Regions from separate parts of the Homo sapiens genome. Here region 2 is linked to region 1. A link is a loop called in an ENCODE intact Hi-C map of the cell type or tissue named here. Cell type or tissue: IMR-90. All regions are shown on one strand. Links, peaks and the distances in the headings refer to the core of each region. The heading gives the core; the rest is flanking DNA.

Region 1 (2,926 bases), core at 233-2,732:
ATGAATCTCAAGGAACAAACCAAGAACGAGCCTGCTGAGAGTGGAGACAGAGGAGTATGGCCAACCTCTCCTCCACGGCACCTCGCAGCAGTGTCAGAGCAGCCATTTTGTCAGTGCGTCTCTTTCTTTCCACTGCTCTAAGATCTTCAGTTTATTCATTTGCTCTCACCTCTGCCCTATTCCAGAGGGTTTAAATGGTTTAGGTATTATTAGATGATGTTCAGTAATAACAGAAAAAAAGCACAACCAGATGTGGAGGAAACATGAGACAAAGGTGTGACAAGAGATGAAGTGTGATAAACTGAGAGGGCACAAAATGGGAGGGGGCCAGGGAGAGCCCCAGAGTGATGAGGGAATAGTATGAACTACAGACTTTAATGTAGCTCCCAGAAATAAAGGCTTCTTCTGTATGTGATGAGCCTATTTTATCTCAAAATGTAAAGCTGTCTGAATTTTAGGTTTGATGACCATGTGTTCTGCAAAGACAGCATATAGATTACAACCGTGCCTGACCTCCCAGTTTTAGGAACAAAGTGGAATTCTGTCACTGGACACCATCAGGGCTTTGGGTTACATCTCCAACTCCTTATTCTATGGATAAAAATAAAAGCTCCCAATATAATATTCATAATTTATAACAATAACATGCAGATCACCTTTTACCGTTTGAAAATGGCACCAAATTAGTAATGGTCACCATTTCTACAGCAAAAAATAATGTGAGCACTTTACTGCTTGATGGTACTGTTAGATTAGTGGTCCCCAGTTTGGGGTACGCAGATCTTTAAGGGTTATTTACAGTAGGTAACAAGTTCTTCACAGAGGTGAGTAATTTTCCCTTTCCAAAATGTCGAAGGAAAGCAATGTATTCCCCCTCCCCCCAGATAAAGTAACATCTGTTAACAAAATTTTTAATTTTCTTTAATTTTGTACTCATTAATAAGATGCGACAGTGGTTATCTTGTGGTCATCAGAAGCTCAGATTGGCAGTTACAAGTGTATCTAATAAAATGGAAAATCATATAATGATGATTTTATATATAAAGTGCCTGGTAAAGACGCTTTTTTAAACAGGGGTGGGAGAATAACAAAAGGAATCCTGAGCGGTAAACAGGTGGGGAGGTTATCATAATGAAGTATATACTGGCTAATTTCCCTCCACTTCTCCTTGACCGCCCCGCTTCTTTCACCAAGGCAGTCTAAGAGGAAGTAGCTATCTACTTCAACAACAGCTCTAACAGGAGACCAGAAGAGGTCAGCGGAGAGCAGTGCTAGGCACCCATCCTCCCACCCAGAGGGCTGAGCTCCAGAAGATCCCAGGTCTCTGTTTACTCAAAAAAGAAGCAACTATGAAAACAGAACAAATTGTTTTATTCAATTTTTTACTTTGACACAATCAGAGATGACCTATAAGTCTGTTGTAATGGTTAGCTTAAAAAAAAAAGATCTGAAGTAGAAAATGAAAAAATTTTCCTTATATACCAAAAAGTTCCCTGAAGAAGACAATAAAAATGATAATGCCTTGATAGTGACATAATCTTATTTTCTCTGAGATAGCTAGCAATCCATTATTTCTTAAAAACATGAGTTGCAGGTGCACAAAAATTCCCATTTAAATATACTCAGTTCATCGGCCGGGCACGGTGGCTCACGCCTGTAATTCTCAGCACTTTGGGAGGCCAAGGTGGGTGGATTGCCTGAGCTCAGGAGTTCAAAACCAGCCTAGGCAACATGGTGAAACCCCATCTCTACTAAAAACACAAAAAATTAGCTGGGCCTGGTGGCAGGCGCCTGTAATCCCAGCTACTTGGGAGGCTGAGGCAGGAGAATCACTTGAACCCAGGAGACAGAGGTTGCAGTGAGCCGAGATTGTGCCATTGCACTCCAGCCTGGGTGACAGAGTGAGACTATGTTAAAAAAGAAAATATATATATATACACACACACACACACACATACACACACACACACACTACACACACACTCAGTATCTGATTATTTGTGCTATGGAAAAAAGAATGTGCAATTACTAAGAACTGGTCAAGTACTACAGAGTCCCTGGTTTCTAAATTAATTCTAAAATCGGAAAGTGGAAAAATTAAACATGTTTTTTGAATGTTTTAAATATTTAAATATAAATGTTTCTTCTCTTATACCTTCAGGGAGTGTAAACCAAATAGAAAGTTTCCCCTACTCCCCACATTTAAAGCTGAAGAATTAGAAGGAAAACACACTATATAAACTTTTAAACACCAGCTGTAGTGTTTTTACTTGCCTTCCTCAGAACTTCCTTCATTGAAGGTACAGTACCTAAAAACCAGCTTTTGCTACGTTCCCACGCAAATAGAGGTCATGATCTGGGGTGTTCTGATTGACTATAAACTTGTAGTAGTATACCAGGCACAGAAAGAATGGCAACCACAAAAGACAACGTGGTACCTGACGTTAGGGGCCTTATGAATTTAATAAGGGCATTGATAAAATTAGAAAATGCTAAGGAAAGACCTAAAATGGATGAATATATTCAACAGATAACAGAGAGGTCCAAGTTACCTTGCCTACCCCTCTAATTGTTTTTGAGGAAGATCAACTTTCAGCCAAAGCGCTGCAGACAATATAAAACAAAGTTTGCATAAAGTACCTTTGAAAATAACAAGCTGCCTATAAACCGTTGCAGACGTGTCAGTAACAAAGGTTTTGCAAAGTTAAAGCCCTAAATTGAATTAAACCCTAATAATTTTGTATTATTACATTTTCATTCCCTGACAATTCTGATTTTTCAGCTTACTGTTTTTGTTAAATTTAAATTGGTCTGGTCTATCTATAGAGAGAGATAAAAAAGCAAATCCCTATTTTTTAAAGTTCTGAGTTGAATGGTATAAAATTAAATACAGAAATGCATTTTAAGTGCAAAGTATCCTTCCACT
Region 2 (2,926 bases), core at 311-2,810, 170 kb after region 1:
TGTGCAAGTAAGTCAAATTTATTGCGCTTTGACGCTTTCTTCATTAGAACAAGCATTTTCTATCATAGCTCACGCTTAGCAGGGGACGCATGGATATATATCATATATGTATGCGTACCTAGGTGCATATGCTTAGCTTTACTTCTCAGAAATGTCAGAAGCAACCTAAATATCAGAATTAGGGGTTTTATTACTGGATAAGGAACTTAGTACCTGGAAGCATGAGGTGCAGCATGAGTCCAACGGAGAGTTAAGGGAGATTTGCCTTGGAAATCAATGCTGTTTCTTATGGTGGAAACCACTGTTGATTCCAATGATGGACAGTTTTATTTTATTTTTTTTAAGACCGGTAGAAGTTGTTGTTTTTTGATGGGAACAAAATTCAAACAGTCCATAATAACCATTCTTCCTCACTTACCCTTACCTCCTGTCCTGCATTTCCAGTTTACTTTTGCATTTCATTTTAGGTTGGGGGTGGGGAAGGGGGAGAGAGGTGAAAGCCACTAGGAAATCACAAGGAGCTCTGGCCCTTTAAAACGCTGCCTAATGTGATCTATATGGATGGCAGCTTTTAAGTTTCATAGGTTCTAGAATTACAAATTAGCTAATTTTAATCAAAACATGTGAAATGTTATCCCGGCTGGATATAAAGGCTGACTGTGCTCGATGCTTGGGGCTCGCGTTGTTGATTTTGGCTGCAGGCGCAGTCCGTGGTTTGGGAGATAGTTGTCCTTCTGCAGTATAACAGATGTTTGTCTGAACTGGTGAGGAAGAAACAAAAACAACATTGTGTGAAGGGGAAAAATTACACAATTTTTAGCCGATGCTGCAGGACTAAGTATGGAATTAACCTTGGTGCACAGAATTTCCTCTTTTTAAAATATTATTTTCCTTCCAAATCACCACCCACTATTTGAAGTTTTAATCCTCACCCTTTCAATCCAGAGTAGCATTAAATAAGAAGTTTTACACGGCAAATAACTCAATTGTCTGTAGGATCAGTGTTTTCTCTCTTCTTTGGACCAAAGTAAAATACCCCTAACCAAAAATTTTAGTCATGTTCAAGTATACCATGCCTGAGAGTCTAGTGGAATTGTTTAGTAGGCATTCTTCTAATATAACAGCACCAAAAGTCCTCACTTAAAAAGTGGTTTCTCAAAGTCAAAAGGTGGAAGGATTATTTTGAGCTCCTTAATATCTTTCTGTTTTTAATATTAATAATCACATCAGCAAAACCCCTCCCCAAACATCATGATACTATTACTCCTCCAGCTCCCTGAACCTAAGTGTAGAGTAACATAACAAGTTGGTTGCCCTGTATATAAATGTGTGCAACAAAATGTCACCGAGAACACAATGTGGCCTTGTGCAGCTTCATATCGGTGCCGCTGGAGCTGCCTGGCTGTGTTTGCCTTCATCTGAACGGCTTTCATCTGGACCAGTGTAAACTAAGCCCTGGTAAGTAATCACTGCCCGGCAGAAAGAAAGGAATGTATACAGCTAGCGTGGCCTAAGCTGTAAAAACGGAAACCTGAGCCCCCACCTCGGATCACATATCAAGGCTTGAAGGTAGGGGAAATGAAAGGGGGAAAGAAGAGAGAGCAAATGGAAAAGTCAGCCTGGGAAGTGGAGGATCAGGAGGAGGCCCCCCTTAGGGAGATTTGGCTCAGGGATTAGGGAATTTTATCGTGGTGTACAGTGACCTACTCAGGTTTCAACACTGGTTGGATTGAGTTGCTTCTCTGTGAGCTGAAAGAAAAAGGACTGGTGTGTATGTGATTTTTTTTCCCCCTTCGGGTAATAGAAAGGACATTGGTACAAGTGTCTATTTTAAGTACAGCAAATGCAGGGCACTGAGAATGAGCAACAAACTTGCCTCATCACGGAGACTTCCTTCAAGATTTCCTAATTGAGATAGTCACATATTTATTTTAAAATGGCTGGAGAAGACAAACTGGCTGAGGTTTAGCTGACACCAGTAATGGCATTGAAGAGTGTCTTCATGTGGCTGAGAGCTAATGCTAGTTGCTGTTTCACTAGATCAGATATTGAGTTACATTTTCGTTATCACTGGTTTAATGTACATGGCAGTTGTAACAAATTTAAATTTGATACAATATAATTTTGTGTATGAAAAGTACATGACTTGGCATAGCTTGCTTGTAGTGTACTCCCTGAAAATATCTTCATGTAGAAATGTTTGTCTCACTATGACCTTTACAGTGTTTCTTTATCTTTCCTTTTCTTCTTCCCTTATCCTGGTTTTTCCTGATTAGAAAGACTGGTTGTACCAATGTACTTACAATTAGTCTGCCTTATTTAATTAGTGGCTAGTAGAATTTTAAAAAATCAGACAGCGATGCAGAGTATATGTTTCTAAAGTGAATGTTGTGATTGTGTCTAATGTAATATGTCTCAGGTATACTGTTAGCTCACATATATCATAATAAATGAATGTCACAAGGGAATTCTGACATATGGGAAGGTTAATTAGTTTTAAGAGTTCATCCAGAACATAGTAGATATAATATAAAAACTAACTTCTACTAGTGGATGTGTAAGCGTAAATATATGTGTAAGGTAAATATTGTTGCCCTTAAGGATATATATTTTGTGCACATAGATCTTTTGTGATCAGTAGCTACCAAACAACAATACAACTCAAAATATCCAAACTGTGAGTAGAGATTATGAGTTCAATTTTTGTCTTTTAAAATTCTTTGACAAAACCAGCATGATTAGATCAAGCATTCTGTGCTGGAAACTTTCCTAAACAAACCATAATTAATGCACTTACAATGTTTAACTTCTTTATCAATTGCTAAACTACAGGAGAATCTGTGTTAAATGTCAGAGATGCTTCTTTGCTGAAGAAGTTTTCTGTCTATAAATATTCTCAGTAAGTAATTTGTACCTAAAATTACGC

Evidence for each region. Hi-C counts contacts between places; a loop is a spot of excess contacts. Peaks named below come from ENCODE experiments on the same cell type or tissue, not always from the same donor. Only the 100,000 strongest peaks of a DNase experiment are listed, where the experiment ranks them.
Region 2: it touches region 1 in a loop (5-fold over the local background); 6 of 110 quality-filtered maps call a loop at or near these places.

What each region holds. Positions count from the first base shown.
Region 1 is chr6:107,317,072-107,319,997 of GRCh38, forward strand. All of the region lies in intron 2 of PDSS2 (decaprenyl diphosphate synthase subunit 2), which reads right to left. Among named protein-coding and RNA genes, the nearest start is that of PDSS2, 140 kb to the right of the region's middle. In IMR-90, for the core only: a CTCF peak has its summit at 1,249 (motif pointing right); a DNase peak (open chromatin) is centred at 1,250.
Region 2 is chr6:107,491,844-107,494,769 of GRCh38, forward strand. All of the region lies in intron 1 of SOBP (sine oculis binding protein homolog), which reads left to right. Among named protein-coding and RNA genes, the nearest start is that of SOBP, 3.2 kb to the left of the region's middle. In IMR-90, for the core only: no CTCF peak of the experiment used is centred there; a DNase peak (open chromatin) is centred at 1,588; H3K4me3 peaks cover 582 bases; H3K27ac peaks cover 710 bases.